4 separate regions of the Mus musculus genome follow, and regions 1, 2 and 3 are each linked to region 4. Evidence: chromatin loops called from intact Hi-C (ENCODE). Cell type or tissue: left cerebral cortex. All regions are shown on one strand.

What was found. A loop is a pair of places that touch in the nucleus more often than their neighbours do. Peaks named below come from ENCODE experiments on the same cell type or tissue, not always from the same donor. Only the 100,000 strongest peaks of a DNase experiment are listed, where the experiment ranks them.
Region 1: a loop joins it to region 4, with 3.0 times the contacts of the local background. A loop is called at or near these places in 6 of 42 quality-filtered maps.
Region 2: a loop joins it to region 4, with 5 times the contacts of the local background. A loop is called at or near these places in 6 of 42 quality-filtered maps.
Region 3: a loop joins it to region 4, with 3 times the contacts of the local background. A loop is called at or near these places in 8 of 42 quality-filtered maps.

What each region holds. Positions count from the first base shown.
Region 1 is chr16:15,632,813-15,640,812 of GRCm38, reverse strand. It overlaps Mcm4 (minichromosome maintenance complex component 4), which reads left to right and starts at 3,413. Exons shown (of 16, transcript NM_008565.3): 1 at 3,413-3,702; 2 at 4,031-4,192; 3 at 4,464-4,627; 4 at 4,719-4,820; 5 at 5,488-5,583; 6 at 5,669-5,764; 7 at 6,236-6,374. The coding sequence starts at 3,633. Prkdc (protein kinase, DNA activated, catalytic polypeptide) reads right to left here and starts at 2,947. Exons shown (of 86, transcript NM_011159.2): 1 at 2,771-2,947. The coding sequence starts at 2,924. In left cerebral cortex, no CTCF peak of the experiment used is centred here; DNase peaks (open chromatin) are centred at 2,958 and 3,319; H3K4me3 peaks cover 2,167 bases; H3K27ac peaks cover 590 bases.
Region 2 is chr16:16,867,189-16,875,188 of GRCm38, reverse strand. Vpreb1 (pre-B lymphocyte gene 1) reads left to right here and starts at 5,934. Exons shown (of 2, transcript NM_016982.2): 1 at 5,934-6,123; 2 at 6,211-6,788. The coding sequence starts at 6,078. The coding sequence ends at 6,593. It overlaps Top3b (topoisomerase (DNA) III beta), which reads right to left and starts at 4,453. Exons shown (of 18, transcript NM_011624.3): 1 at 4,134-4,453. In left cerebral cortex, a CTCF peak has its summit at 4,514; DNase peaks (open chromatin) are centred at 4,046 and 4,436; H3K4me3 peaks cover 1,731 bases; H3K27ac peaks cover 1,272 bases.
Region 3 is chr16:15,834,046-15,842,045 of GRCm38, reverse strand. Prkdc (protein kinase, DNA activated, catalytic polypeptide) reads right to left here. Exons shown (of 86, transcript NM_011159.2): 80 at 7,807-7,899; 81 at 6,805-6,894; 82 at 6,085-6,156; 83 at 5,813-6,014; 84 at 3,895-4,083; 85 at 2,822-2,961; 86 at 1-275. The coding sequence ends at 71. Among named protein-coding and RNA genes, the nearest start is that of Mzt2, 25 kb to the left of the region's middle. In left cerebral cortex, a CTCF peak has its summit at 3,403 (motif pointing left); a DNase peak (open chromatin) is centred at 3,399.
Region 4 is chr16:16,298,244-16,306,243 of GRCm38, reverse strand. Yars2 (tyrosyl-tRNA synthetase 2 (mitochondrial)) reads right to left here and starts at 3,279. Exons shown (of 5, transcript NM_198246.2): 1 at 2,497-3,279; 2 at 1,541-1,708. The coding sequence starts at 3,260. In left cerebral cortex, CTCF peaks have their summits at 2,189 (motif pointing left), 3,556 and 3,792 (motif pointing right); DNase peaks (open chromatin) are centred at 2,145, 2,680, 3,325 and 3,683; H3K4me3 peaks cover 2,519 bases; H3K27ac peaks cover 1,676 bases.

The DNA of each region.
Region 1 (8,000 bases), 670 kb after region 4:
CATGCTAAGTACCTCCTGGTCTTAGTAGACACCTTCTCACCTTCTCGGGGTGGGTAGAGGCATTTCCCACAACTAACAAAAGGGCTCAGATAGTCTTTGATCTCCTCCTAGAGATCATCCCCTCCATTTGGTGTCCCAGCCTCTCTTCAATCAGACAATGGTCCCGAACTTACTTCCCAAGTTTCTCAAATACTATCTAAGGCCCTAGACATCCCCTGGCATTTTCATATTCCCTACACCCTCAATCTTCATGTAAAGTAGAAAGAACTAGCCGCTCTTTAAAAACCAGTCTTGTTAAGCTGTCACAAGAACTTCACCTTGATTGGGTAAAACTCCTACTTCTGGCTCTTTGCAGGCTATGAGCTCTCCCCAAGTGACCTCTCCTCATCTTGCCCTTTGAACTCATGTATGGACATCCAGTCCTAACTCCTGGTCTTTCACACAAATGCTCTCCCCTCTCAGACCATCTACTCACCCCATTAATTTGCCACCTCCATTCTCTCCTATGGAACTTTGCTGACCACCATCTACCTTGGCCACACACTGTGTTCTGTCCACTGCCTGTCAGCATTAGAGACCAAGTCCTTCTATCCCCTCCAGATCACTGACCCTCACCCCTCTCCCCCAAATGCCCTTTTAAGGTAATCCTCACGACACCTACAGCTGCTAAACTCCATGGACTCTCTCATTGGGTCCATCTGTCTCATCTCAAACCTTACATTCCTCCACCTAAAAATGACTCTTCTTCATACACATCGACCCTAACAGGACCATGCTCTGTTAAGTTCTGGAGGACGTGAAGACCACCTATTTTGCCCCCAATCCCAGAAAAATGAGACTCCACTCCAGCAGCCAAGCTTGACCTCACTGGATTAGACATGGGTCTCTTGTCCTCCCCCCTGCTGTTCATTTCCATCCAGGGCAGCCCTTACATCTGGCGATTCTAGGTGCAAGGAACCCCCCGCCCCATAACAGTCTTTCCAAATAGGGTCAGGAAACTCCTCCGTAGCCGGATGCTAGGAACCTATCCAAATTGCTGTCATCTGTTATCCCATCTAAATATAATGATTTCTATACTTGCTTTCTCTTTTACCACATAAAAGATTATTGTAGAAAATGGCCAGACAATATGGGGGCTGCCCATATTGGTTTTGTCAAATACATATGCTAGGATCACAGACCAATCATTTCTTCTATCAACACAAGACACTCTTTTTCTGCATACAAGACCCATGGGATTCCAGGTGGGAGACAGGAGTTGTTGGTCGATTCTTTGGCAGCTGGGGTGCTTCAGAACTGATGGGGGCTAGATGTCCTGACAGCTAAATAAGGTGGTCTTTGCCTGTTCCTTCAAGAAAAATGCTGTTTCTACATCAACCAATCCAGGACAGTGAGAAATAAAACCCAGGAGCTACAGTCAGACATAGAGAACTTCAGGGACCGTGAGGCCTCCAGTTCTGGGATTTTTGAAAATCCTATATGGAAGTGGATGCTCCCTTTCATTTTTTGTTTTTGTCTTTTGTTGTTGTTTTGGGTTTTTTGTTTTTATTTTTTGAGACAGGGTTTCTCTGTGTAGCCCTGGCTGTCCTGGAACTCACTTTGTAGACCAGGCTGGCCTTGAACTCAGAAATCCGCCTGCCTCTGCCTCCCGAGTGCTGGGATAAGCACCTTTCCTAGTCATCTTCCTGGTGTTATTTGCTCCCTGCCTCATTAATCTTGTTTCTACATTCCTTCAATGAGAAATACAAAAAATTCCTAACCAAATATTAATCAGCTCCTGTTACAGTATTGCCAGCTGCTGCCCACAGAAGAGCTGCTGTCCACAGAGGAACCTGATGTGAACGTTTACCAAGTCGATCCCGATGGTGAAAACCAGCTACCCCCCAAAATTGACACCCTAGACAACAGGAAGCAGCTTAAGAGACACAACACCCTTGCTCCCTTTTCACCATGGCTTTCCCCTCCCTTTTTCTTTCCTTCTCTTTATTATAACAAGGGAGGTATGTTGGCATCAGGACCTCCCAAACCTATGACATCACATAGGCGACAGCAAGGCCAGCAGACCTGTTGCCAAGACATCAGGCACCATATTCCCAGAATATCCACTTGGCTCACCTCCCACCTTTACCTGTGTTGTCATTTTCCATATAAATAAAGGGAATGTCCCTCCCTCTCTCACTCTCTCTCTCTCTGCGCCTTCTCTTTCTGCCACCCCCTCCAAACCTCTTACACGTGGAACTGTTTTTGGCCCAGTGTGCTGTGTTCAGATTCGAGCCTCTATTTTAACACATCAATTACTAAATGGTTAAAAAGAGCAAGGCACGTGTGGTACCTCACATCTATAACCCCAGTATTTGAAGGCTTGTTCTACATACATAGTAAATTCCAGACTATCTTGGGCTATAGCCCAAGATAGGAAATACCTAACCTAAAAAATAAAAATGTCTACAGAATTGCATGACTTTCATTAATTTTTGCAATTATTCTGAAAACATGGTGCAACGAAAAAAGGATTTTTGTCAAGGTCCTATTGAGTTCAAGCGAGTTTATTCTGGAAGAAAATACTTCCATCTTGCACTCTCATCCAACTTTGGATAAAAATGACTACCAAACTTGGTGGTCATTTTCCAACACCTGTTTTAAAGCATCTTCCTCAGATACTAGGAAGAGAGCAGTATACACATCTACCAATTCCATAAACTTTACGGGACGTTGACTACACGCACCACGGAGAGAAACGCTGAGCCCTGCGTCTAGGGACCTTACCCACCCTGCACTGCAGAGCTAGTGCTCAGCACGCACTCCTGCCCCAGACTACGAATCAGCTGGTAACTGGCCCCGGCAGCACTGCAGCGGTCTGCTGCGGACAGGAACTCCTGCAGCTGCAGTAGCCAACACCGTACGCCGGTTCCCTCCTCCGCCATCACGCCGGCACCGCTTCGCGCATGCGCGTCTCAGCACTCTAGCCAGCTCTTCCCTGAAGGCCCAGCCGGAACTGCTCCCTTATACTCTCGCGGGGGTGGGGGGGTGAAGACGCGCACCGGCCTGCAGATCTGTAGCGTTTAACATGTACACATCGGAATGCAAAGGGACAGAACCAGTCTAACCATGCGGAGATATCACAGATTGGTGTTTGCACTCGGGACAACGCAAATGTAAACACACAAGGGAGTTGTGCCGGCCCCGGGTTTCCCGCCAAAACGCAATCCCGCTGCAGGCTGGCCCATCCAAGGCGAGGGGCGTGCAAGTGAATCTAGGCTGTAATTCCTAGGTAGCGGTCGAGAACTCCCCCTCCGGCTTGCAGTGGCGCCTTCCGGAGGCGGAGCTACACGCCTTTGCCGCTGTGATTGGCCGGAAACCTTTTCTCAGAGTTCACTTACGGCGCTTTCCGGAGGCGGAGCTACGCGCGCTTGCCTCTTTGATTGGCCAGGCGTCTTCGGTCGCTGTGACGACAGAGCGGCTGGCGGGAATCGCTTCACCCTGCGGGCCCAGGAACGTTCTCCTGGGTGGCGCAGAACCCTGACTCGCCGTTTTGTGCGCGTTTGCAACTAACCCGGATCCGAGGTACGAGAGGTCCCGGAGCGGGACAACTGAGAGCCAGATTTCTTTTGTCGCGCAGCAACCACAGCACCATGTCGTCCCCGGCATCCACCCCGAGCCGCCGCAGCAGCCGACGCGGACGAGTCACCCCAACCCAGTCCCGTGAGTTCCCTCCTTCATCTGCCCCCTTTCCGCCTCGTGTCTCTTCCCGCAGCACTGTGGAAAGTCCTGAGTCCTTCGAGCCTGGTGTGTGGTTGACAGGCCTTGAGCATATAGTAGCCTCTGTCACCCACATACTGGGCTCTCGTCTCCAGGCAGTCTGGCGTGGTCAGTTCAGTTGACCCACCTTTTCCTACACCTTGTCCCTCTGTTCCAGTTTGAGGGTTTTGGGGGGGGGGTGTTCTTGTTTAAGTAATATGACTACCCTAAGGCACTTCCTGGAAGACTAAGCTTGAGCGTTGATCGTCTTTTTTGTTTTGTATGACGGAAGTTCGAAGTGAGGAAAGCAGGTCGTCACCCAATCGGAGACGTAGAGGCGAAGATTCTTCCACCGGAGAGCTACTGCCAATGCCCACCTCACCAGGAGCCGACCTGCAGAGCCCACCTGCACAGAATGCCTTGTTTTCCAGCCCTCCTCAGATGCATTCTTTAGGTGGGTCAGCCGTCGGTTTTGCTGGTTTACCAGTTGCTATTATTCTGTGTGTACTGATAGATTCTTCACTGAAACACCTGAGGAGAGAAGCAGAGTTGGTACATTTTAGGACCTAGTGAGCAAAGAAAGCATACTTTATAGTAGAACTACAATTGGGGTATGAAAGATTGCAGTAAAGTATTCTGTTTAAATTGTCAAACAGCATTCCGGAATTGGGATTTGATGTGCTTATGGGGATTTCATGGTAAAGCTAAATATCTTGTCTTTATAGCTATTCCTTTGGACTTTGATGTTAGTTCACCATTGACATATGGCACTCCCAGCTCGCGAGTGGAAGGAACCCCAAGAAGTGGGGTGAGAGGCACACCTGTAAGGCAGAGGCCAGATCTGGGCTCAGCACGAAAGGGTTTGCAGGTGGATCTGCAGTCTGATGGCGTGAGTACAAAGCAGATCTCTGATGGTGTTACCTTGAGAGCATAAAGTAGGTCATCCCATTAACATGTTTCTATCCTCGCTTTCTCAATAGGCAGCAGCAGAAGACATCGTACCAAGTGAACAGTCTCTAGGCCAAAAGCTTGTGATTTGGGGAACAGATGTGAATGTGGCAACATGTAAAGAGAATTTTCAGGTAAGCTTATGTACACTAAAACTCAGTCTGAGACTTCGGGTGAAAGTATAACCTATGTGTGAATAGCCATGGTGCATAATAGCAGGTTGTTAGTGGTCTAGATTTTATTCCAGAAAAGGGATATGCCATGCGGAAAATGGTGATATACTTTTTTTTTCCTTAGTTCTTGGTATTTCAAGATGGTTTTTCTATGTTCCCCTGGCTATCCTGGAGCTGGATCTGTTAACCAGTCTTTCCTGGAGCTCACACACGCATATGCCTTCTGAGTGTGATTAAAAGTGCATGCCACCACGAGCAGCTAGGTAGTAAATGCTTACAGCAAGTCCAAGGCCAGCCTGTGCTTCTTAATGGGATCCCTGTCTCAAACCCAAAACAGAGAAATTATTTTTGTGTACAGATAGCTATATACTCATAAAAAATTTGTCACATATTTATTGCTGGGGGCAGGGGTACCTGCCCTTCACAGCTTTTATTTGGAGGTTTCAGGCCAGTTTGTAGGGGCTGGTTCTTCCCGCTGTGAGGGTTATGGAAATCAACTCAGGTTGTCAGGCTTCCAGCCAAGCATCCTTAGTTACTGACCATCTTGCTGGTCTCATTGTTTTGCATTTTAATAATAGTTACATATTCCTAAGTTCATTAATGCTTAGTATTGTTTCTCTACATCTAGAGATTCCTTCAGTGTTTTACTGATCCTCTGGCCAAAGAAGAAGAAAATGTTGGCATAGATATTACTCAACCTTTGTACATGCAACAACTTGGAGAGGTAATCAAATATGATTTACAAGTGAAAGTTTTGGTTTTTGAGATAATATAATTAGTAAAATACGACTTGTCCATATGTCTTACAGATTAATATTACAGGAGAGCCATTTTTAAATGTGAACTGCGAACACATAAAATCATTTAGCAAAAATCTGTATAGACAGCTCATCTCCTACCCACAGGTGAGAAGTTGACTTTGAGCTTCCAGATCATAGTAAAGGTTCCTGGAAAGGAGAATTTTACATTTGGGTAAAAGGCTGCTTGCTAAGGTTGACTATTTTCTAAAACTGTCAACTGCAGTTAAAATGAATATGTTTTATATTTGCTAACGAGTAGTATTTCTTAAAAATAATGAGTTTTATTAGTGGTTTCTTGGGTATCATGAAGTAAATTATCTTTTTTGGGTTGGGGATGGGGTGTTAATTGGGAGCTGGTGAGGCAGGGTAGTGTTCAGGAGCAGTTTTGTAGTTGAAGAGAACCTTGAACTCCTGATTCTGTGGAGCCCAGAAGAGGGTTTCTGACCCCTGGAGCTAGAGTTAAGGGGTTTACGAGCCACCTGATAAAAGCGCTGAGACCTGAGTCCTATCGTCAGAGCAACAAGTGCTCTCAACTCCTGAGTCACCTCTTCATCTCCTACATCTTTGTTTTTACAGGAGGTTATACCAACCTTTGACATGGCTGTCAATGAGATCTTCTTTGACCGTTATCCTGACTCCATCTTAGAACATCAGATTCAAGTCAGACCTTTTAATGCGTTGAAGACAAAGAGTATGAGAAACTTGAATCCAGAAGGTAATATATTTAGTAGTGTAAAATGCCTTATGTAGAAAGAGATCTCAAGGATTGTGTAGCATTAAATTATAAGTTGAAAAGATTTATTCTGTATACTTTCATGAACTTGGTATGCAGTTTTTTAACTTAACTGGAATACCTGATAGAAATGACTTAACAATTTGTTACTCTGTAATTAATTTATTCAAATATAATAAATTGCTAGTTAGTAGGTATGCACTTTTTTCATCACTGATGAAAAATTCTGAAGACCCGAAAAGTGGCTCAAATATAAAAGCAGTTGCTGAGCAAACCTAGTGTCTGAGCTCTCCTTTAAACCTAAGAAAGAATTCTAGCTTGGGGATAAATCATACATGGGCAGAAGGTAAGCGTCTGTGCCTAAGGGGATAGGCAAAGTCCTGGACCGTTTGAAAAGTGAATGTGGTAGAATTTCTTTTAGATAACAGAAATCAGTGATGAAAGTAGAAAATGCTGTTTGCATCTGTGACTGGCTGAAGCAGGGATTTCTGAGCCAGTGTTTAGGACAAAAAAGCCTAGCTCTAGAAAATTTAGAATCTCAACAGAGAATTTAAGTTTTCTTTCAAAGTAAGTAGGAAAATCCTAGAAGAGAAAGATTTTTCTACTCGTGTATGTAATTCAGTGAAGCACATGACATCTGAGTTCATTTAGATTCTGATGGTGGCTCAATTCTGGGACATTAGGATTCTAACTTAGACATTTTATGGTGCTGTAAGCAGGTCAGAATTACCTGTTTTCATGTGTGATGGTTATAGTGTAAATTAGTGGTAGATCACTCTTCTATGTGTGTACCATTAAAAAAAAAAAAGGAGTGAGGAAGATAGCTCCTAGGTAAAATCTACTTTTACAAAAAATACTTTTTTAGAAGGCAAGGATTGCTGGTTGATCAGCTAATTTCAGAAGTTGGCAAATTGCATATACTTTCTAAGTGGAAAAAAAAAAAGGATTAGCCAAGAGTGGCAAAAAGTAGGTAGCGGAAATGGATGAAATGTATTTAAAGGCCTTGTGAGTCAACACTGGAATGGTGGGGTGGAGGGCCTTTGAGTCCAGCAAAGGTGTTGAGAAAGGAACAAATAGAGGAGAGGCATAAGCAAGTGTAGAAGTAGTAAGAGCATAAAAGACATTTGTTTTATAGGTACTGTTACTGCTGAGAGGCAAAGTGCTTTTTTCCTTGTAGACACTAACTACAAAAATAGATGTGTGTATTTATGATGTCCTCAACTATGCCCTTCCTCCATTTTGTAGGTGACAGAGAGCGGCTCAGAGATCCCCGGGGTCATAAATGCTTTGTCCATGTTGTCCAGGTCTAGAGTCCAGGCTGTTCTTGTGTGTCAGGACATGCTATACAAGCCAGAGGGTATCATTTCTAAAGGGTTTTTTCCACTCAGCAAGGAGACTAGATTATCTGGCTGGCCAGCAAGCCCTAAAATTCTGTTTTTCTTCTCCCTGGTGCTGAAATTATAAGCAGACTATCCCCCATACCACAAGCATTTTCAGCCCAAGATTTTTAACCTGAGATTTCAGGACTTCCAGGTGGCTTTGTTGGTGAGATGAAAGGCTGGGAGACAATATACCTACACATCAAACTTCTCACCTGTTGATGTCTTC
Region 2 (8,000 bases), 570 kb before region 4:
ACTCACATTACATTGTGCTATGGCCAGTTATACCTTGCAAGAGGACATGCAAACTTCATATCTGGACCACTGTTGGCCCCTGATGTAGCTTTCTGGGCAGGATATATCATTTGAAACCTGCTGGCAGGGGAGGACAAAAGACAATAATAAGCACAAACACCCTACCAACCAAAACCACATCAAACAAAATAAAACAGAAAAAAAAAGATGTATTTTTTCTTTATAATAACATATATATAATATATATATATATCTGTTATATATATATATGTTTTATATGTATGTTTCCCCTGAATATTTGCATGTGGAGCCCAGAAGAGGGTGCTGATTCCCTGGAAATAAAGTTACAGACTGTTGTCAACCACCACATGGGTGATACATATTGAACCTGGGCCCATCTCTCCAGCCCCACGTTCCTTTTTTTTGTTGTTGTTGTGTTGGGGGTTGAACCCAGGGCTCCATGCATGCCAGGCAAGTATCCTAACACCAACCATACCTCCAGTCTCCCTTTCTTTTTGATCCACAGACATACAACATTACTGTTTTGTAACAAGAGTTTTACTCTGTATTTTAGGTTGACCTTGAACTGGTGGCAATCCTCTTGTCTCAGTCTCTCAAAGTGACAAAATTATAGTCCTAGGCCACCATGTCTAGCTGCATTAATATTTATAAATACACTATTGTATATATTTTAAAACCCGAAGACTTTTGTTCAGACAAGGTCAACCTTCTGGGTAAAGGTGACGTGAGACATCTGCTTCCTAATGAGACGACTCAGTGAGTGATGTGCTTGTCGTGCAAGCATATGGACACAAGTTTGATCCTTAGGACCAACATGAAGAGCAAGATGTGGTAGCATGGGCTTAGAATCCCAGCACTGGGAAAGTGGAGAGGCTGATCACAGTGCAAGCTGGCTAGCTAATCTAGCAGAAATGGTAAGCTGTAGGTTTACTGAGAAGCAAGCACAGAAACAAATGATAAGTGCTAGTGAGACTGTTCACGTGGACAGTGAGCCCTGTGAGGCAGACAGGACTGTGATGGAAGGACCAGATGAGACAGCCGTGAGAAAACATTGCTGGGGAATTGTCATCAGCATTATCATTCAAAGTAAAGATCAGAAACAACCTAGTAGTCAGCAAAGAGCACTGTTTAGAAACAATGAAGATGTCAATGAAAATTCCTTCACTAAAAGGGTTTCTGTTACTCCTTATCATGTATGGAGGTGAACCTGGGCTGTTACAGTCCTTGCTCTGGGGCCATAAAAGAATAAAAATTGCCCCAAGTAAAAACTTGAATGTTTTCCCTAAATATAAAATTTCACACAAGAGCCAAGTATTTTCAAAAACTGTCTTGCCTCTGACTTCCTGACCTAACTCCCCCTGAGAACCACACTTGGCACCGCAGGCCTGTCTATCCATGGCTTATCTAGGTTATTGCTGTTTCTTTGGTACCTAGTGTGCAATGCTTGTTTGCTGGAGCAATGAAAAGAAATGACTGGGAATTGTCATAGCCTCTGATGTCCATTCTGGGGAAGTTTTGGTTCTATCAGATAGAGGAGTCAGAGGCCAGAAAGGAAAACTGGAAACAGATTATTCTATGAAGGTTTTTAAAGTTCCTGTCTCTTCCAAAGAAAGTACTAGGTGTTGGGACAGTCCTGCCACTGTGGTTGGGATGGAGACACTGTCATCATATTGTTCTATAATGGGAACATGGGTCACACTAGAGCTGGAGTTGTAGGACATGGATTTGACCCTGAACCTGTTTGCTCTAGAACCTGTGCTCTATCCTGTTGCCTCTAAGAATGTTTTTGCTATATTGCCCTGTAGTACTTACTAAGCCTGATATAGACTCCTATCGGGTTCTTACCTTATAGCTCCTGAAAAATAAGCTAGCTATGTGACAGCAGGGACTTTTTTTTCTCACTCTAATGGGAAGTAGTAGATGGTGAGCAAACACAATTGAATGAATCTCTGAATACATGACAACAGTTTTACCTGTAAAACTAATAATATGCTTATATATCATTAAAATCAAAACCAAACCAAACCAAACCAAAAACTTACTTTATGTTGGGTTTGGTAGGAGGCAAGTAGATCTCTTAGCATGAGTTTGAAGGCAGCCTGGTCTATACAGTGAGTTCCAGGACAGTCAGGGCTACACAGTGAGACCTCATCACATTAAAAACAGCAGCAGCAGTAGCAACAGCAGCAACACCTAACGTTACTGCCAGCAAACACTTCTATTTCTAGGCATTCTTTCTCTCTGGTTTCCAAGTTTTGGGAATTTTGTATCTCTTCTTCTCTTCTACAACCTAAGATCCAAATTATTGACTAGACTGACAAGTCCCTTCAGACACAGACACGCTGCCTTAGCCGGACTCTGTCACATATCCAGGTAAAGGTCAGTAATAGAAAGGCACAACTCGCTCTCAGCTGCCGTCCACTTGCCAGGCTATGCAGCTGCCGTCCACTTTGAATATACATTTATCTTCAGCTTTGACTCAAAACAAGTAAGTAGTTTTAGCACTTCAGCACAAGGGGACTTTGTAATGCTCTATCACTATTTCAAAGGAAGAAAAAAGATTTCTAATGCCAAGTATGCTGGCATACACCTGTAACTGCATCTTTCACGAGGCTGGATGCGGCAGGGGAAGCTTGAGTTTTAGGCTATACTCAGTTACATAGCAATAAGCTGTTTAAAACATTTTTTTTTTCTTCTTTTAAGGTACAGAACTAGACAATCCAGGGCCTTGACAGGAACATTTCCCTTTACCTAGACCAGATTCTACTCTAGAGAGCTTTTGTAACTGTGATTAATGTCAAGACTTCCCTAATTAAGGCTCATCTTCCATTTCAAAGTGAAAACCAATGAGAAAACCTGGACTTGATGGCTTATAAGCATCACCTACACACCACACTCACACTTTGTGACTCTGAAACAACACTATTCACTTAAGCTTTTGCTGTGTGTGTGTGTGTGTGTATGTGTGTGTATTGGGCAAAGACAGCGTCTTGTGTGGCCAAGGCTGGCCTCTTAACTATATAGCCACTACGGCCTTGATCTTCCTATCTTCAACTCCTGAGTGCTGGGAATTCAGGAGTACACCAAAATGTCTAGCCAAAATTTTTATATATGATCACTTAAATAAGACTCCTTAACATAAACCTACATGATATACCAAGTCTTTTCTGCCAAGGCTCTGACACTATAGTTTGTCCTATTCTGGAGTTAGGTAAGCAAAGGGCTATTTAGGTGTGGATTGCAAAGAGAGAATAGCAAGACAACCTGCCCATTCTTTGCCACACCTCACTAATCAGTGTCCCTTGGAAAGCACTGTAAATATGGAGGTTTCTTTTTGTATTATGTAGTAGTGGATTTAACTTGAGGAGCCCCAAAAGGGGTCAGCAAAGCATGGGAAATCTAAGAATTTAACACTTCAGTGACTTTTAATCACCTACAGATCCAGGAAAATAAGCCTGTCTCTTAACTCCTTCTTTGTATCTAGTATGCTGCAGCTCTGTCTACCAACATTGCTATAAAATAGGAGTTAAAGTTAAACAAACAAATAAACAGTTATTTTGTGTGTGGATATGTATGGGCACGCACATGCTGCCGGTCACAGGTCAGAAGACAAATTGTGGGATTCAGCTCTCTCTTTTTACAACGTGAGTTCCCGGGGTCGGAACCTTGGTTGTAAGAGCGCTGAGCCATCTCATCATCCTAGTTTAAAAAGCCAGAATAAATCGCAGTGCATAACAATTCAGACTAGCGACAAGGGACCTTGGCGAACGGTGAAAATTCCCCCCTTTCTCTGGCTATCAAATCCAAGTCGTCCTGGCTTTTCACAGTCCTGTTCCCAAAGGCCGGGTTCCAAATAGGTTAAGAGAGGTCATCCGTTCTTCCCTATGCATAACTAGCTGGCCCTCGACTCTAGCTCATTGGTTTACCCAAGTTTTCTCCTAATCTGCAGAGATCAAGTCCGAGAACAGCCTGGGTCTCCAGACAGAGCAGGCTCCGGGAGGCAGCGAGTGGAACCTTCGGATAAGAACGCAAACCGCAGGCCTGAGCCTCTGTGGGCAGCACAACTTCCCTGAGCCGGTTTCCCTACCCTCAACTAGGGGGAAACGTCTCACCTCGGGGCCGCGGGGAGCTCGTTGGAAAAGCGACCACTGCCCACTAAACGCGGCTCCACCGCCGCCCAGAGGCCCCACGGCGAGGGCTGGATGGCGAAAAAGCCGCGCCAGGGCAGGACCCTCCCCCACGCCCCCGCCCGGGTCGGAGCGCTGCTACCATTCCGGAAATGCCTGGGGAAAGCCAGCGTCTTCCGCTTCCTCGAGCAGCCAGCATCCCACTGCTCACCCGCCGTGCCGCTGCGCCTCTCGCTCCGGCTGTGCTTTCCCCGGTGGCCACTCACGAACTCACTTCCGGCTCTGTCCGTCTGTGGCGTCCCCTCATCTGCCCTCCGATGTCGACACTAAGGTGTCTGCAAGTTCCGAGGCTGGTGAGTTCCGGGTGCCTTGCTGTCTGCTTCCTGTTGGGAGCAGCAGGGGCTCCCCAAGTCTCCATTGTGTCTCCAAAAAATCATCCGGAGAAGACATTAATGACGATTGTCAGTATGATTACGAGAACTGATGAAAATATGCAATTAATGATTAAAATAAAAATGTAAAGTTTATTTTTATTTGATATGCATTGGTGTTTTGCTTGCATATGCACATCCGTGCGGGGGTGTCAAATTCCCTGGAACTGGGGATAGTTGTGAGCTGCCATATGGGTACTGGGAATTGAACCCAGGTCCTTAACCACTTAACCAGCCCAATAATTAAAATAATTTAAACATTTCAGATAGCAGGCTTTTTCAGTGTTAGCAACATCTGTGAGCGGGATGGTGGCTCTTACCAGGAATCAAGCAATCAGAAGGTTGAGACAGCGAGTTAGAGGTCATTCAGGGCTACATAGTGAATTTCATTCCAGCTTGGGACTATAGGCTATACAAGACAAAACAAAACAAAGCACCTTTTAAAATTTTGAAGACCACACTACTTGTGTTAATGTATCTGGAAGATAATATGTAATTTTTTTAGAGTATTAGAATTATGGAAGTTTTAAAATAGTTTTGATGACTTTATTAGCATACCGTTTTTTAATAGCCTGGTATGGTGGCTCACAACTTTGATCTCGGCACTTGGGAGGCAGAGAAAGGCAGATTTCAGTGAGTTCGAGGCCAGCCTCATCTGCACATTGAGTTCCAGAATAGCCAGCCAGAGCAAAATAGTGGGATCCTGTCTTAAAAAAAAAAAAAAATATATATATATATATATGTATGTATATATTCAGATTGTCTCATTATGTAGCCAAGGCCATCCTGGAACTCACTGGAACTCACTGTGGACCCAGGCTGGCCTCAAACTTATGTTTTTAAGCCATCCTTTTGTTACCAAGACTGGCTATGACAGCCCCAACTTGTCAACGAGACAAGTAAGAAACCTATAAGATGGCTCAGCAGGCAGACAGTGGCTGCCAAGCTGGCCATGTGAACACAAAAGAAATGAAAATAAAAATGTAATTAAAAGAGATAATACTAAAAAGCAGAGGAAGGAGATTTATTTAGTGTGCTCACATATGGTAGAGGAACATCTAAAGAGGCCCAGTGACTGCTCCCACACATATTTGGGGTCTGATATGAGGCTTAGGTTTAAGGAGAAAACTCTTGTCCCCTTTACCAGGCATTTAAAGTGAACTACAGATCTGCTTATTTGGGGCTCAGCCTCTCAAGGGGAGTTGAGGTCACTCTCCCTCAGGGAGACAAGCCCGCAGTCCTGGGTTCTGGCCCATGACGTTCCAGCAGGTGCTTCCTCCCAGAATGCTTCCCTGGGTCAAACCCAGAGCCACAAAGGCTTCCATTAGACCATTCTGGTAAGTGACAGAGTCACAGAGCCCAGAAAGCCTGGGAGGGTGGTGAGCAGGAACCAGGGGTGCAGTGACCCTCTCCCCAAAGCAGGGAGGAGAGTGCTTCCCAGCTGGTCAGGGCCCAGGAGCAGTGGCTGTAGGGGGCAGGGTGCTGCAGGTCTGGAGCCATGGCCTGGACGTCTGTCCTGCTCATGCTGCTGGCCTATCTCACAGGTAAGGAAACTCTTGGGGCCCAGGGCTTCTTTGCTCCTCCTATGGCCTTGCTCTGCCCCAGTGATGGACATGCTTCTATCTTCTCAGGTTGTGGCCCTCAGCCCATGGTGCATCAGCCACCATTAGCATCTTCTTCCCTTGGAGCCACCATCCGCCTCTCCTGTACCCTGAGCAACGACCATAACATTGGCATTTACAGCATTTACTGGTACCAGCAGAGGCCGGGCCACCCTCCCAGGTTCCTGCTGAGATACTTCTCACACTCAGACAAGCACCAGGGTCCCGATATCCCACCTCGCTTCTCCGGGTCCAAAGATACGACCAGGAACCTGGGGTATCTGAGCATCTCTGAACTGCAGCCTGAGGACGAGGCTGTGTATTACTGTGCCGTGGGGCTCCGGAGCCAGGAAAAGAAGAGGATGGAGAGGGAGTGGGAAGGAGAAAAGTCGTATACAGATTTGGGATCTTAGGCTCTGGAGACATTCAGACCCTGAACTGAAGACAGAGTTTGCTTTGCTCGGCTAGTCTGGTATGGGAAGGAGGGGTAGAACGTGAGGTTTTGCAGAGCCTAGAAGATGGAATTATGCAGCTTTTCCTTGTTCTGCGGTGTTGCTATGAGCCCCCATTGGAGGCTGGATTGTAGAATTAAAGCTGTTTTTACTGAATTTGGTCTGGCTGGTTTGTGATCTCAGAACAAGTTTAAGAGCTGGCTAGGTCAAAGGTCATGCTCAGTTTGGCCAGGTACCCATCTCTGAGGCAGAACATTTGTCTGAACCCTATTGTTATGATCACGGGGCAAATGGATGATAAAAGCATCTTGGAGGGGGACCTTCTTGCAAAGGATGGGGTCTCCTGTTGTCATCTCCACAGTTACCGAGCAAAGGAGCCCAGCAAATGCCATCCCTGGGCCTCTACTTTGGGGGAGAGCAGGTGCCAAGTGACAGGTGTGGAGCAGGTTTACCTCATTGTTACTAGAGTGATGATTTGGGATGGACAGACCTTTGTGTTACCTAGCCTGTAATCCTACTGGGGTGTGCTCTCCACATTTTCTCTGCTGTTAGAAGTAGGTTGTAGTTGGTGCAAACTAGCAAAGGTCTTTGACCAAACTTCAGCTAAGTCTGTCTGGGTTCGATTCTCAACTAGGCTTCAACCCTGGCTCATGAAGACCACTCAAACACCTAGTTCCTGACATCAGAAGATCTCGTGTTTAGAAGGACCCAAGGCCCTCTTGAAGTATCTTCTGAAAGCTGAAGAATAAAATATACTCTGGTGAGGCACCTGTTACAGTCTATACTGAAGAACAGGAATCTAACCTCAAAATACCTGAGTTAGCACAACTGGTATGGAGTTGGCAAAAACCGCACATTTCTGATTATAAACCAGTGATTAATGAAGGTGACTGCTGGTATCAGGACCTCCCAAACCTATGACATCACATAGGTGACAGACCCGTTACCAAGGCAACAGCTACCATATTCCCAGAATCCACTTGGCTCACCCCCCCATCTTTACCTGCATTACATCGTTTTCCATATAAATAAGGGGAATGCCCCTCTCCCCTCTCTCTTTTTCCCCTTCTCTTTCTGCCACCACCTCTTCCCTTTCACCTTTCACACGTGGAACTGCTTGTTCCAAGTGTGTTGTGTTCAGACTAGAGCTGCTATTGTAACACACCAGTGACTATATGCAAATATGACATTCTATACAAAGGACATGTCTTTGGTATTTGAGGGTCATGGAGCCATATACCATGGATACCAAGGGCAAGTCTTTTTCCCAGTTTGTAATTTATTTTTCATTTAAGAAATGATTTTATTTCTTCTTCTTCTTCTTTTTCTTCTTCTTCTTTTTCTTCTTCTTCTTCTTCTTCTTCTTCT
Region 3 (8,000 bases), 460 kb after region 4:
CTGCTGTCAGCGAAGGTCTAGGAGGTCCTCTCGGAGACAGAATGCTTTATGATTGGTGACACCACAGACTTTACATCCAGGGCTCCCATCCTTCCCAAGTCCTGCCAAGGATATTGGGGTCTGTGGCCTGGTCCACCAAGCACTTCACTTGAGTCTCTTCTGAAAGCCCACTCTCTGGCTCTTGTGCACGAATGTTGTAGTCTCTGTTGCCTCGAGCTACAGCTGTATAACTCCTAAAGGCGGATGAAGCTTCATGGCCTAGATATAGCTCATCACTGGAAAAAAGTATTGAATGAATATGAAAAGACAGACACAAATAACTTTTCCTTTTTGACCTGTATTTCTGGCTATCCTTTATAAATATTATCATTTATCATTTTCCCCCTCATGTCACTCATGACTGTGAATTCAAAGTTTGGGTTGGTAGAAAAATAAAGCATGAATAATAACATTATTATTAACATTTGCTTGGAAATTTTTGTTCAAACATAAGCTTTCATTTTTCTAGGGTAGCCACTCAGGAGTGGGCATGCTGGCTACAATTGTAACTCTATTTAAATTTCCATGCCCACCATCCATGCAGCTCTCCACACCCCTGCTCACACTTCATCTCATCTGAAAGCTGTCATAACACACAAGATGCGGATTGTCATTGCATTTGCTAAACTACTACTAATGCTGAGTACGTCTCCCTCGAGTTAGTGGCCATTTGTACCATTTGTACATTTTTCTTTAGAAAAATGTTTGAGTCGGGCGTGGTGGCACACGCCTTTAATCCCAGCACTCGGGAGGCAGAGGCAGGCGGATTTCTGAGTTCGAGGCCAGCCTGGTCTACAGAGTGAGTTCCAGGACAGCCAGGGCTATACAGAGAAACCCTGTCTCTAAAAACCAAAAAGAAAAATGTTTGATTACTTTGATCATGTTTTAAAAATGTTTGATTACTTTGATCATGTTTTAAAAAAATATATATATATAGTGTATATATAGTCAAGGATGGCGTCTACCTCCCATCTGCTGAAATTACAGGTTTGTATCACCACACTGGGTTTTAAGGAAAATTATTTTAGAGATTTGTGTCTGTGCTTGTGAGTGCCTCCAGGGTCCAGAAGAGGACATCAGATCTTTAGGAGTTGGAATTACAAGTGGTTATAAGGTTTGTAAAATGAGAACTAGAACTCTAGCCCTCTGAAAGAGCAATGCTCTTAACTACGGAGCTGTCTCTCTATCACCCCTTGGCCCCACACCGTGCCTTTAAAAAACTCATAAACTTATTTTAGGCATGAATCTATTCTCAAATAATATGACTTGAAGATTTCTGTCAATATGTGGACTGCCCTTTTTTTTAAAAAAAGATTTATTTATGTATATGAGTACACTGTAGCTGTACAGATGGTTGTGAGCCTTCACGTGGTTGTGGGAATTGAATTTAGGACCTCTGTTCAATCTGGTCAACCTGCTCACTCTGGTCAGCCCACTCACAATGGCCCAAGGATTTATTTATTATTATACATACGTACACTGTCCAGACACACCAGAAGAGGGCATCAGATCTCACTATGGGTAGTTGTGAGCCACCATGCCATGTGGTTGCTGGGATTTGAACTCAGACCTTTTGGAAGAGCAGTCAGTGCTCTTATCCGCTGAGCCATGTTGCCAGCCCTGCCCCGCTTTTTTTATTTTTAAAGAGATGACTCTTTGTATGTGTATGGATGTTTTACCTGCACATTATGTACACTGCATGATGCCTATGTCTGAGGAGGACAGAAGGGGCTTCAGGTTCCCTAGAACCGGAGGTACAGATGATTGGAGGTGGAAGAACCAAACCAGGCTCTTTCAAAGACCAACAATGCTCTTTAATGGCAAGCCATCTCTCTAGCCCTACTTCTTAAAATTTTTTTTAAATTTATTTGCTTGTTCATGCACATGTATGCTCTAGAAAAGCAACAAGCACTCTTATTGCTAAGTCATTTCTGCAACCCTAATTTTAAAACAAAATCTAGCTCTGGGAATTGAAGCCAGGCCTTGTGCTTTTAGATTAGCTCAGGAACCCTCACTTACTGTCCCAGTCCTCCTCTGTTCTTGCCTACACCCTGTAAAGCACAGCTGGGAATTCTCAAGTCCAGCTTGTGTGTCTTGGTCTTCCTCGTGCTTCTGGGGTCATGCCTAGCAATGTTATGTCACAGCCAAGTGCCATCATGAAGATCAACTTAATGTTTTACATTTAAGTCTGATAGACTTTGAATTGATTTCTGCAGCTCATTCTCTTACTAGCACCAGTCACTGTATAGATCTGACACTATTGTGAAAAATCAAGTCAATTACAGAGTACATCTTACTACTGCTCAGAACTGAAGTCTAAGGTTTTTACTTCCTAGGAATAATACCTCCACATTTCTGTTTACTTTAGATTTCAATTTTTAAAAACTTCAAGCAAACCTAAAGGTCAATGCAGCTCAGGTTCCTACCTGAGAAGCCCACGTTGTGTTTTCACTATGAGATAGTAGTCAAATGCCTGACACTAGTGTTCATCAGGATCAAGTGGGCCAAATGCCCTATAAAGTACAAAGGCAAATATGAGTTCCAAGCCTCATATGCATAACAATATTATGGCATGACCTTAGTTCTCCTATTGGTGCTGACTGTACAGAAGCACAAAACAGACAAGGGTGTGAGCCCAGTCCTTGCAGGCTGGGCTTGGAGGGGTAAAGCCGCCCTAAGAGTCACTTTCTCCATCTACACAGTGAAGTGCCATACTGCTCAGAAGTGTGTGAAGTGCTTTGCACTTTTGAACACACACTGATTCTGCATTCACAAGTCTTACCAAGTTATAACAGCTGGGTTGGCCCCTGCTAACTTTCTCTTAGCATAGCGTATTTTATGTTGTGGATACCAATTCTTTTCCGTTACATTTATTTCTTGAATCCATGATCCTCCTTTTCTCAGCATTGTCTGCTCAAAACTCTAAGGGAAAAAACACATTTTTTTCTACTTATTATAATAGCATATACAAATTACATTAAAAAACATTAAACCAAGTAATGACCCTAAAACAAAGATCTATAACTGGAACAGCTCTCTAGCTTTCTAGTCAGACACTGACATGGCACATATCACCATGATCATGCGATGCAGAGAGGTGAGAAGAAGTCCACATAAAAAGATGAGCTTAATGCTTTCGGGGATAGTCTGGATAATTGAGTCAAACAGCATTATCTGTTCTTAGATAAGGAAATTAAGGAAAAATTCACATGGAATGATTTTTAAATCAAAGGTTGTTGTTGGCTGGAGAGATGGTTCAAGGATTAAGAGCACTTGATGTTCTTACAGAGGACCAACCAGCATTCAGGTCCCAGAAACATTGGTTACATCTTCTGTAATTCTAATTCAGGTGCTCCCTCTTCTGGACTTTGTGGGCACTGCATGCATATGATGCACTTACATACCTGCAGGCAAAACACTCATAAAAACTAAACATTTCTTTTCAAAAGTTGTAGGTTCGGAGGAGGATTGTTATAATTTTAGAAATCAAGAGGTTGAGACGAGATTCTTTTGAGTTCGAGGACAGCCTTGGCTATGTGGAAAGTTCTAGGCTAGCCCAGGCTAGAGTAAGACCCTGTTTATAATTAAAACAACAATCAGAGCAACAAATTGTGTATGAAAACAGAATTCGTACTTAATGTTACTAATGGGTCGATACTGTCACCTCCAGTTAGGCGCAAACTAAACATAGTAGTATGTTTCCTCCAAATAAATGTTTTGCTTTTTATATGATTTTTTTTTAGGTTAGTTTTGAGAAATGTAGCACAAAATAATATAAACATTTCAGTAAATACAATGATGTATTTTCACAATCCAAAGGAGACATGAGCATGTCTGTCCAAAACCAAAATGTACCTTCCAATCAAAGGAGGGTTCCTTCACAAAAATTTCCATGGTGTCAGTGAGCAGACCTGCACAAGAGCGGAAAGCCCTCAGTGCATGCACCATGACCGTGCACATGAGACCCGTTTCTTTCATTGGCAACATGAGACTGACAAATTGGCGGGTTAGACGAAAAGGCATCAACTCAGGGACTGGAAGAAACTAAATAAGAGAAAAAAGTATATCTAAGTACATGTACTGGATAGTTTTATGTCAACTTGACAGAAAGTTAAAGTCATCAGAAAGGAGGGAATCTCAATTGAGAAAATATCTCTATAAGATGGGGCAAACCTGTACAATATTTTCTTAAATTAGTGATTGATGGGGGAGGTCCCAGCACATTATGGGTGGTGCCATCCCTAGGCTGTTGGTTCTGGGCTGAGCAAGCCATGTAAAACAAGCCAGTAAGTAGTACCCCTCCATTGCCTCTGCATCAGCTTCTGCCTCCAGTTTCCTGCCCTGTTTGAGTTACTATCTTGATTGCCTTTAGTGATGGGCTATGATGTGGAAGTGTAAGCCAAAGAAACCCTTTCCTCCCCTTATGATAGTGGTGCTGACGATGACATATACGGACCAGAGCTCTCAAGAGAACAGGCACAATGCACATAAAGCACCGCCCTAGGGGGTCCTTTCCTTTTAGTGACGGTACAAACGGTATCTTCTTTCCTTCTTTCCTTCCTTCCTTCCTTCCTTCCTTCCTTCCTTCCTTCCTTCCTTTTCCTTCCTTCCTTCCTTCCTTCCTTCCTTCCTTCCTTCCTTCCTTCCTTCCTTCCTTCCTTCCTTCCTTTCATGTTTATTCTGTCCCAACGGGGGCTGGTTCTCTCCTTCTACCATAATGTGGGTTCTATGCACTGACCTTAGGACACCAGGCTTGCTGGCATGCACATTTACCCACTGAGCCATCGCACTGGTCCTGTTTTTTAAGCTAGGGTCTAACACTAAAGGCCACGCTTGCCTTGAATTTGCAATCATTTTCCTGTCCCAGCCTCCCTTGTGTTGAGGTTATAAGCATAAACCTAGGTACTTCACATTTCTAAAAATCAGCTAGAGAATCCCTATACCCAAGAATAATCAATTCAGATTGTGTTACCCTCTCAAAGCATAAACTTCTATGGAGTAACCCAGAGCCTGGGAGACTCAGAAGCTCAACAGAAACAACTTAAATGACATTTTATATAAGACACTCTAGTTATACGTGTTTGTAACAACATAATATCTTTTTCTTCTTAGCTCTGATTACATATCACTGTGTTTCCCATGACTTACAGGTCATGTAGGAGCCTAAAATGAGGGCGAGATTATTTGTTTCTTCCAAAAGTGTCAGGTTTCATAACAATGCCAAAGTCAACTTAACTTCCTTTAATTAATTTCTGGAGGTGTTAATGCCACATGGTTGTCAACTTCCTCTGGAATCAACTAAAATCCACGCTTCTGGGTGCACCTGTGAGGGTTTCCTTGATTGGCTCATTTGCGGTGGGAAGACTCTTATACTACATCTGGGCCACACCTGATGGCAGCCTGTATAGAGGGCCCTAGGTCTTGCTAGCAAGTTCATCTATCCTGTTGCCCAGGCATTTCTCTGCTGCTATTATAATCTATAATATAATCTTCTTTGGGATTCCAACACAAACTGAAGACTAGCAGCTCTCTAGGAATCTTCCAGGACTCTAGCACCTGACTGGAACTGCTGAGACATCCTGGACTGAACAAGTACTGGCTTGTTGCCCTTTCTGTCAGAAGATAGCCATGGTTAGACTAGCTGAACCATGGTCTAAAGCCACTCTAATAAATCCCATGTATATGTTCATTATATCAGTTCTGCTCCTTTAGAGAATCCTGGCTAGTGCATATTCCAATTCTAAGTCAGGAGTGAGAGTTAAGCACAACACACCTGAGTAGCTGATCCAAACGCATGTCCAAAGTCAATTCCAATCACACTGCCTGTCTCCATGGCCACCATGAAATTGTTCAGGTGTCTGTCTCCAATCCCGAGGAGCCAGTGGCTGATGCACAGCAGTGCATGGGAGCTGGCAAAGTGGGAACGCAGTGCCAGGAAGGCCTCAGGGCTGGTGCTCATCTTTACAAAGGCCCGCCTAGGAGGGAGAAGCATATATCTGTCATCTCTGCTGTGCCTCTGGGGTGTGAAGGGACAGACTTACTTACTTTAAGAGGTCAGGCGGCACTTGACTTTCCCTTCTTCTGAAAGCTACAACTGTTTCTGTACGGTTAGCTCGGCTGTGATTTAAGAAAAACATGTCATTAGAACAAATTTCTGGTGACTTTAAAATTTAAAATTATTTATACTGAAATATTGTATCAGCTGGGCATGGTGGCACTTGGGTGAAGAGACAAGTGGATTTCTGAGTTCCGTGACAGCCAGAGATACACAGAGAGACCTTGTCTCAAAAAAAAAAAACCAAAACCAAAAACCAAAAAACAAAAAAACCAAAACCAAAACCAAACCCTGACCCAAAAGAAAAAAGTATTCTTAATGTCAAATAACTATATTTTAATGATATCTACAGCAAAATGTATTCTTTGACTGGGCAGTGGTAGTGCACGCCTTTAATCCCAGCACTTGGGAGGCAGAGGCAGGTGGATTTCTGAGTTCAAGGCTAACCTGATCTACAAAGTGAGTTCCAGGACAGCCAGGGCTACGCAGAAAAACCCTGTCTCAGAAAACCAAAAAAAAAAAAAAAAAAAAAAAAAAAAGTATTCTTTGCCTTCTTCCCTCCCTTCTCAGTACTGGACACAGATGCCAGGGCCTCACATAAGCTAAGTCAGGGCTCTAACCATATCATTAGACATCTAATGCCAAATTCTCAAGAATCAAAAGTATGCACTTTTTAAAAGAATGAACAAAAGTAGAAAAGTCCAACTCACCTGTACATTAGCACATAGGCTCCAGCATCGCTTTTCCCCGACACTTTCATCAGCCAGTCTTTATAGTCACGGATCGGCGCTTTGGGGTCACTAGCAAGTAAGAAAAGGGGAATTAGAATTAAGGAGGTATACTGCATGGCAAAGAACATTGAAAGAGTATTGAAAAACAGTGAAAAATAAATACAACTTTCAATATGCCATATTCATTCTTTTTTTGGGGGGGGGGTTCGAGACAGGGTTTCTCTGTGTAGCCCTGGCTGTCCTGGAACTCACTCTGTAGACCAGGCTGGCCTCGAACTCAGAAATCCGCCTGCCTCTGCCTCCCGAGTGCTGGGATTAAAGGCGTGCGCTTAATGATTCCAAGATAAACTCAAGCAGCTACCCATACAAATCCTCAGGCACAACAGAGTCAGGTACAAGAATTTTTTTTTAAATACGGAGAAAAACAAGATGTTACAGTAAACAAAGAGATCTGTGACGTAGGCATGTCACCCTGAAAGGCAGCCTGACAATCATGAGATCACTGCTAATAGGCCTCATTTGACAGTAAGTTAAATCTTTTACAAATCATTCACAAGTTCATTTTTCCTTATTTTTAGACTATTCTCGACATTTCTTTATCATTTCCTGAATGTAGATACACATACAAAACCCATTCTAGGTAAGTGTCTGCAATCCCATCCTGAGTTTGCAAAGGCTTCAGTAACATTTCACATAAGAGTTAGCACATGTGCGGGTGGACACACTCTGCTGTGTATACATTTGTCTACTTTTTAGTTTGTGCTAAATGTCTTCCTAATGAGCTTTCAGAAACCAAAACAAATAATCACAAGTTGAGGGTCAGGTTGGTAGTACGCACCCGTGATCATGAGTCCAATGCCAACCTGGACTATACAGTGAAATCTATCCTCAAAAACAGGGGTGGGGTGGGTGAAAGCTAGCCCCAATGCAGAAAGATCTCTATGCATTTTTAGGTTGTCCAAGGTGACATGGTGACATTACCTGTTATTAGCCACTTTCTCCTCTTGTGACATATTACTCAAAAGAAGATCCTTCAAGGTCATAGTATTTTCAATCCATTCAATTAATCCTAATCTAAAAAATAAAACAAAATATTTACAAATAAGTATACTTGCTCTTTCTTCATCAGAAAAAGTGTTCTGAAGAATCAAAGCAAAACAGATTTGTTCCCATCC
Region 4 (8,000 bases):
ACTTTGACATTTTTGTTTTATGTATATCCTTAAAATTTTGACATGAGAGGGCTAGAGAGATGGCTCAGCAGTTAAGAGCACTGACTGCTCTTCCAGAGGTCCTGAGTTCAACTCCCAGCAGCCACATGGTCACTCACAAACCATCTATAATGGGATCCGATGCTGTCTTCTGGTGTCTGAAAACAGATACAGTGAGTGTACTCATACAAATAAAATAAATTAAAAACAAAAATGAAGAGTATTCCATATGTTAACTTTTGCAAAAATGCTATGAAGAAAAAGCACATATCTATCACAAAGCGTAGTGAACCATTATGAAGCAAAACCTATGAAATCATCCTCTTAAGAAATACAAGATTGCTGGTGAGATGGCTCAGCAGGTAAGAGCACCTGACTGCTCTTCCTAAGGTCCGGAGTTCAAATCCCAGCAACCATATGGTGGCTCACAACCATCCATAACGAGATCTGACGCCCTTTTCTGGAGTGTCTGAAGACAGCTACAGTGTACTTACATATAATAAATTAAAAAAAAAAAAAAAAAAAAAGAGCATACAAAGAAGTCTTAGGACCCAACAAATAAAAAAAAAAAAAAAAAAAGACTAGCTCTTAAAAAAAAAAAAAGAAAAAAAAAAGAAAAAAAAAATAAAAGAAATACAAGATTATGAGTAAAATCATAAAAAATGCATTTTTATTTCTAACTTACTCTGGCACACCAGCATATTCACTTATGATGTCACAAGCACAGCTTTCAAAGCTACTAATATTCTGTGATTTACTCTACTGTGGCCATTGTGTCTCCTTTTGAACATATGCTAATCATGCCACAAGTACCTATATTGTTCTTAGAATACACATGCATGAATTTCTGTTAGGCATGCTATCCAGTAGAGGTTATGTAAGACCATAGTTTATATACAATTTATTTTAGTAAGGATTGGCAACTATTATTTCAAAGATCTCTAAGTTTATTCTTGCATCACTCTAGAATAGTTGGTACTGTTATTGGTGCAACAGGAAACACAGACCAACACATCTGACTTGAGTTTTCTTCCCCTTTGAAATTTGCACTTGGGTAAAGCTGGATCCGTGATTATACAACAAAAGATTTGAGGACCAGCAAGAATAAAACAAAATTAGTTTATGAAGATTAAGATAGAGTACACAATTTAGACTCACATGAGTAGGTGTCTTCACAACAGCTACCTACTTTTGGGATTCTATGGCTAAGTTCCAAGCCTCAAAAGATGTAAGAGGTAAGACTTAAGCCAGAGGCTGTCTTGAGCAACTTAGAACATCGCATTTTTTTTTTCTCTCCAGACCTGGGATGTAGCTCAATAGTTAAGCACCTACCTAATAAAATAGCCATTCAGCCCTGGGTTCAACTCTAGTATCGTAAAAATAAAAATGGCAATATCATGTGACATAATAATTTACACCTTAAATAGAATCAATGAAAAAAACCTACAAAGAAAAAGATTCACTAGCTAAAACTGAATCATAACTACATATTAATTTTTCTCAAATGCCTATTAAAGCTTACCTTTCTACGGAATCATCTTGCTGTCTGACAAAGAACTGATAAAGTTCAAACGGTGATGTTTTCTCTCTGTTTAGCCAAACCGCATTGCCAGCAGACTTTCCCAGCTTTGCTCCAGTTGTACTTGTAATTAGAGGTACAGTGATTCCAAACACATCCTCTCCAGTCAACCTACACATACATTCATGGTATTCTGTTAGGCACAATTAGTTCCACCAAGCACAGTACACATTTAAGTCTGGTTACTTACTATATGTTTTTAAAACCCTTTCTCAGTCTGGACTCAGGTCCTCAAGAACCATAAAAACACGCATTTTATATCTACATGTGTCGTGCTTAAGTGCAATTGAGGAATGCACCTGAGCAGGTCAACAGGACTTGATTTTTGAAGGATCAGGTAGAAAAATGACAAAGTTGGGCGAAAGGATACCAGGAGGTACATTTAGAAGGTGGCTTTTAATATTTTTAAATGAGTTTTGTCGTGTAGCACACGAACCAGCCATATAATCTATGTTCCTCAAGAAAACTGTGAGGACTGGAGAGGTGGCTCAGTGGTTCTTCCAGAGATCCTGGGTTCAATTCCCAGCAACCATGTGGGATATAATATAAGAATTTGGTGCCCTCTTCTGGCATGCAGGTGTTACATAGAGATGGAGCACTCATACATAAATAAATCAATCTTTAAAAAAAGAAAACGCTGTGAAAATCTTTATGGAGGCGAAAAGCTAAATTAGTGCACACGGTTCTAAACAGAAGTCCAATTATTTTCAGGATAAATAACAATTTCTAAAGAAACTAAAGGCGACTTAGGGAAAACAGACACAATCCAAATCTTGAATATCGGTCTGCTTCCAGCAGCTCTAACTCCCAGCTCTAACTTACAATCTTCCTAACGAATAACACACTACTTCTGTATACTCGTCCCCGGGTTTCCGTAGGCTCTAACAATTCCAGCTTACTTGTGGATGAACTCGTAGCCAGACATGATGTTGCCCAACTGATCTGATCCGCCCAGTTGGACCCGGCATCCATAGTGCTGGAAAAGGTAGTAGAAGTCATAGGCCTGGAGCACCTGGTAAAAGAACTCCGCCAAGCTCATGCCCTCGGGGCTCTTGAGACGCGACTGCACGCTCAGCCGGCTCAGCAGAGTGCCCATGCGGAAGTGGCCGCCCACCGTGGCCAGGAAATCCACCAGGTGCTGCTCCTGGAACCAGGCCGCGTTGTCCAGCACCGTGAAAGAGCCCCAGGGCCGGCCGTCCGCGAAGAGGCGCGCGTGGTTGGCCGCCAGGGCCTCGAGCCCTCGCCGCAGGGCGTGCGCGTTGGCCCGCACGCACTCGGCGCTCAGCGCCTCGCGCCCCTTGGTCCGGCCGCTGGGGTCCCCCAGGAGGGCCGTGGAGCCTCCCACGAGCGCGATCACGTTGTGGCCGGCTCGCTGGAAGTGGAAGAGCCCCAACAGAGTTAGCAGGTGCCCCACGTGGAGCGAGTCGCCCGTGGGGTCGAAGCCGCAGTACACCGTCTGGGGGGACGAGCCCGCCCTGCGGCGGTCAAAGAGTTCGGGGAGCTCTGTCTTCGTGCCGCTCTCGGGGAAGAACTCCTTGAACAAGCCGCGGGCCCTCGGTGCCACCAGCATTCCCCGCGCGCCCGGGCGCACCGCACGCGACCCTCGTAGCCAGACCAGGGACTGCGGAACGCGGCACAGGCGCCTCAGCATGGGCGCCGCCATCTTGCGGGACACGCAAGGCATGCTGGACCTCTGTCGCCCTGCGACCGCGGGCGCCTCGGTGTCTCTCTACGCATGCTCGGGCGTAGCGGGAGGCCTGTTAGGCTTTGGTGCTGTAGGCAGTCCTGGAATGTGGACCGACTGAGTTCCGTCTTGCGGCCCCCGCTGTTCCTCTATCATTTCATTCCCGTTTTCTCAGTGAGGATGTCGTGATAGTACTTCCTGTCTCACAGCTGTGGTGAAAGCACTTGGCGGTGTAGTAAGCGCTCGACAAATGTTTACTGTCGTTTAAATGATCATGCAAAAGCTGTGATGCTCAAGTCCCATAAGTCTTGGACCTGTAGAAAGAACTCGGAGTGGAGTGGAGACGAAATTTCTTTGTACCAGTTTCCCCAGTTAATGAGAGCCTCGTCACAGTACAGGCAGGCAGGCAGGCGCGCGCACACACACACACACACACACACACACACACACACGTCATTAGTGGGTGTCCTGAAGGTGGCAGTCTCCTCCTAGCAAGAGGAAAGTCAAAACAGGAAAGAACTCCCTGTGTTTAGTATAACAAAAACTGGAGTCATTCAAAGTCATAACATATTAGGTGCTTTTAGGAATCCTCTCACCAGGATGAGGACTCTCATTTGCAATTGTATGGCAGGTGAGCCAGCCCCCAAGTCCCATTGTAGATTCTGACTAATTTTCTTTAAACATTTTAATTAGCGTACACAAATTGTACAAAATAATGAATTTATTCTGACATTTCCATATATGAGTAGACGTGGGCCATACTTTCAAAACTCCCTGATTTATGTGGAGTAGCATTATTGAGAATGTGCCATTTGTGGCCATCACCTACCATTGTGAGAGAAGTAGGGGTTATGGAGGGAGACAGAGAACAATTGAGCCAGGAGTAAGTTGCAGTAGAGGTGTGCTGGCTAGTTTTATGCCAAGTTGACAAAGTTAGAGTCATTGAGGTACTTAAACTGAGAAAATGCCCTCAACCAATGTGGCCTATGAACAAGCCAGTGGTGATCAGTGATTGATGTGGAAGGGACCAGCTCACTGTGGGTGGTGCCTCTTGATAGGTCCTTTCTCCGGTAAAATGAGCCAATTCAAACCAGATTAGATTATAAAGCAGATTTACTGTCCCCCTAGAATTGAGGCCAGGGGGGGTCGCCATGGGGGGGGGGAGAAAGGGCTTGTGGCAGGGGGTGGGGAGAGAGAGAGAGAGAGAGAGAGAGAGAGAGAGAGAGAGAGAGAGAGCAAAATGTGTAGATTGTATAGCAAAGAGCGTCTGAGGGAAGGGCAGCCCATCCCCTGGGCTGGAATGTACAGGGTTGGGGATAGGGTATGCCAGGTAGAGACTTAGGGATGCTGAGAGAACCTGGAAGCCAGATCTGTTTTCATATGTAAAATATGCACCTGAGTCTCTTGTCCCAGGGTCCCAAAAGAAACACCACCCTTGGTGGTCCTGGGTGCTAAAAGAAATCAGGCTGATCAAACAATGTGGAATAAGCCAGTATGTAGCACTCCTTCATGACTTCGGCTTTAGTTCCTTCAGGAGTCTTTCTGACTAGAGTCCTTGCCCTGACTTCCCTGAATGACGAATTATAAGCTGTAAAGTGAAATAAACGCTTTTCTTCCCAGGCCATTGGTCATATTGTTTTATCACGGCAATAGAAAGCTCAGGCCAGACAAGAGTCATTCAGTATCCCAGAGGAAGTCAGGAGCTGAGATTTCCTTCCATAGTCTTCCAAACTGAAACAAGGAGGTAGGCTGTTTCACTTTATTACCGGCTAATCTTTAAATATGGAATGCTCTTGGAGAGAAATCCACACTTTGGGCAAGCCTTTTGACTAAGAGTCATATGCAGAAGACAAACAACACTCACGTTCCTGAAAGAGGATCCTGACCCATCCCCAGACCATTAGCTACAGATCTTTCCATGTCCTAATACTAAGGTATTTGAAGAAGACATTTATTTTAGTGGGTTATAAATTTGTTATTTTGATTAATCAATGTATTTGCTCATCTAATTATCAGTGAGTTTAATTTCTCATTGCCAGTAATATTGTAATATTACTGGTAATATTCTCTAATACTGGTAGAAAATAGCTAGAGTGTTCTCTCATATTGTTACTCAAAATATCTTTAAAATTCTAGTCAGAATCTGTTGATCTGCACTTTGATCAGAGACAGACTGTAAGATGCATTGCAGGAAGTTCTGAAAGCCTAACAGATACTGTACTTAATATTGGGAAAAATCTCTCACTTGCAAGTTTGGGTTAATACAACAAATACCTACGTATTGTGACTTTAAAGAGCAGGGCAACAGTTGGGTATTAGAAAGTATGACTTCATATCTGCACTAGCTTTAGTACTGCTTTTCTTTTCAAAGAAATGCTGTTGTGACAGCATTACATGATGGCCCTATACTTGATGGAAACGTGTCTCAGATGATGAAAATTTTAAAACTACTGTTTAGTGTAATGGGACTGACAGCTCCTGAATAAATGCCTAGGCCTTATAGCTAGGCTTGTTCACAACTAGGACATAACTTATTAACACATTTATTCTATTCTAAGTTCTGCCATGTGGCTATTTAGTAACCTCTCCTTCTTACTCTGGCTTACATCTTTCTCAGAGTCTCCCTAGCAAGTCTCCCTCATCAAACTGACTCCACTCTCTGTCTCTGTCTCTTTGTTTCTTTGTCTCTCTGTCTCTCTGTCTCTCTGTCTCTCTCTGTCTGTCTCTGTCTCTGTCTGTCTCTGTCTCTCTCTGTGTCTCTCTCTCTCTCTCTCTGTCTCTCTCTCTGTCTCTGTCTCTCTCTGTCTCTCTCTCTCTCTCTCTCTCTCCAGAAGTCGCACCTTCCTTTTCTGCCTTTGCTATAGACCATCAACTTTTAAATAAAAGGTAAGAGAGGGAGTGTTTACAAACCACTGAAATAGATGATGCTTAATGACATCAAAGTCCAGCCTTTAATCACATCTCTGCCAGTTCACAAATCAGCATTTGTAAAATACAGAGACAACCTTTACAAAGTGCATAAAAACATCACACCAAAGTTTAGTATTAAAGTTTATTTAATTTTTTTTTTAAAAAATAGATTTGACTTTTGTATCAGCAGTTGGCTACACTACTTTGGCTCCCGGTGGGTCATACGGTCATACGTGCACACCTACTCAGAAGCAATCTGAATTCACAAATGAAACACACACACACACACACACACACACACACACACACACACATACTCACACCAGTTAATTTTTGGCATGACGTGACTAGCTCAAAGGTTTGGCATTCCTAAACCTTCCCCCAGTAACCAATGCTCCCCTACAGTACTCCTGAGACTCCTAAACTTTCCCCTGCTAATAATTCTATACCTGAATTATAATTGTAATTATAATTCTGACTTTAGCCTGTATTATCATCTGAAAACAATACTTTTAACTCTATAGCATCTCTATCAATGCTAAACAACTTAAGTTTAATTATAAGACTGTAACTAGTCTTCAACCCTGTCAGAAATCCAAGAACAAATTAAATATTGCCTGAGTGTATAGGTAGCACAAAAACATAGCTTCCAAAACGTAAACAAATTGTAGAGACAGCTGACTACCTGGACAGTCCCCTATTCCTCAAAACATTGGGGCACCTGTCTTCAGTCTTCTGTCCCAGAGCCATCTGGCAGGCCTTGAGATGAAGCAGGAAAATGAAGGACTAGTTTACCCTGCCTTGGTAGAGCCTAGCAGTCCACTATCCCACATCTGTTTGTCCTCTTTGGACAATATATTGTCAGCAGATGAACATGGCAACTTTTGTCCAGTGGCTGTCTTGCCACTACTGGAGCAACTCCATGTACAGATTTTGATGCTCAATTTCTTCTTTGGAGGAGAATGGGGAAGCTGTCAGGAGCAGAAATGTCTCATTGTCAATTGATCCTAAGTAAAGTAACAACATTAAATGTCACAATCTGTAGATTTCTGAGGTTTTTGAAGATTATCTCTGTAAAGTATATTTGAACTGTTAAACCTTAGCTACTCATAGCCATTTCTACTTGAATAAATTAAAAGCATTTTATTATAATTAAATTAGAATCTAACCTAACCATGAGTTTACTATCTGACCCTTAACTTGTGTTACTTAATCACCCTAAACAGTTTGCAATAGCAGCTATAAAGGGACTGAGTCAAAGTCTTGTGTTCTTAAATGAGTTGCATAGGCACAATGCCTATCTAAGAGTAACAATATCAATTTCAAATTTTGTGTCAATATACAGATTTATACCAATGAAAGTCTTAAAATTCTCTATCAATTTATAAATTCTGTACCAATGTAATAAATTATAACTTCAATTTTGCATCCATTATAAAAATTTATATCAATGTAAGATTATGGCTACGTAATACTCTGTTCAAGTATAAAATTAGTAATCCATCCTATTTCCTCCCTTTTCAAAATTATGTCCATTTCCAAATTATCCCTTACAATGATAACCTATCTAATATTTGTTAAATAACCATAACCAGACACCCAAAACAAATAAATCAAGGCTGACAATTTTCCATGACTTCTTCCTGCTGAATAGGGGAAATTCCTTAAAGTGGTGGGAAGGAGTAGGAAAAATGGAAAAATTGGTTAGACTTTAGAAAGCTAGCTTTGGTAACTGTTATTCAGTCTCTGCATGCTTAGAAGGCTCAGAGATTGACTGGATCCATCTGAAAGGTTGGATAAAGTATGATC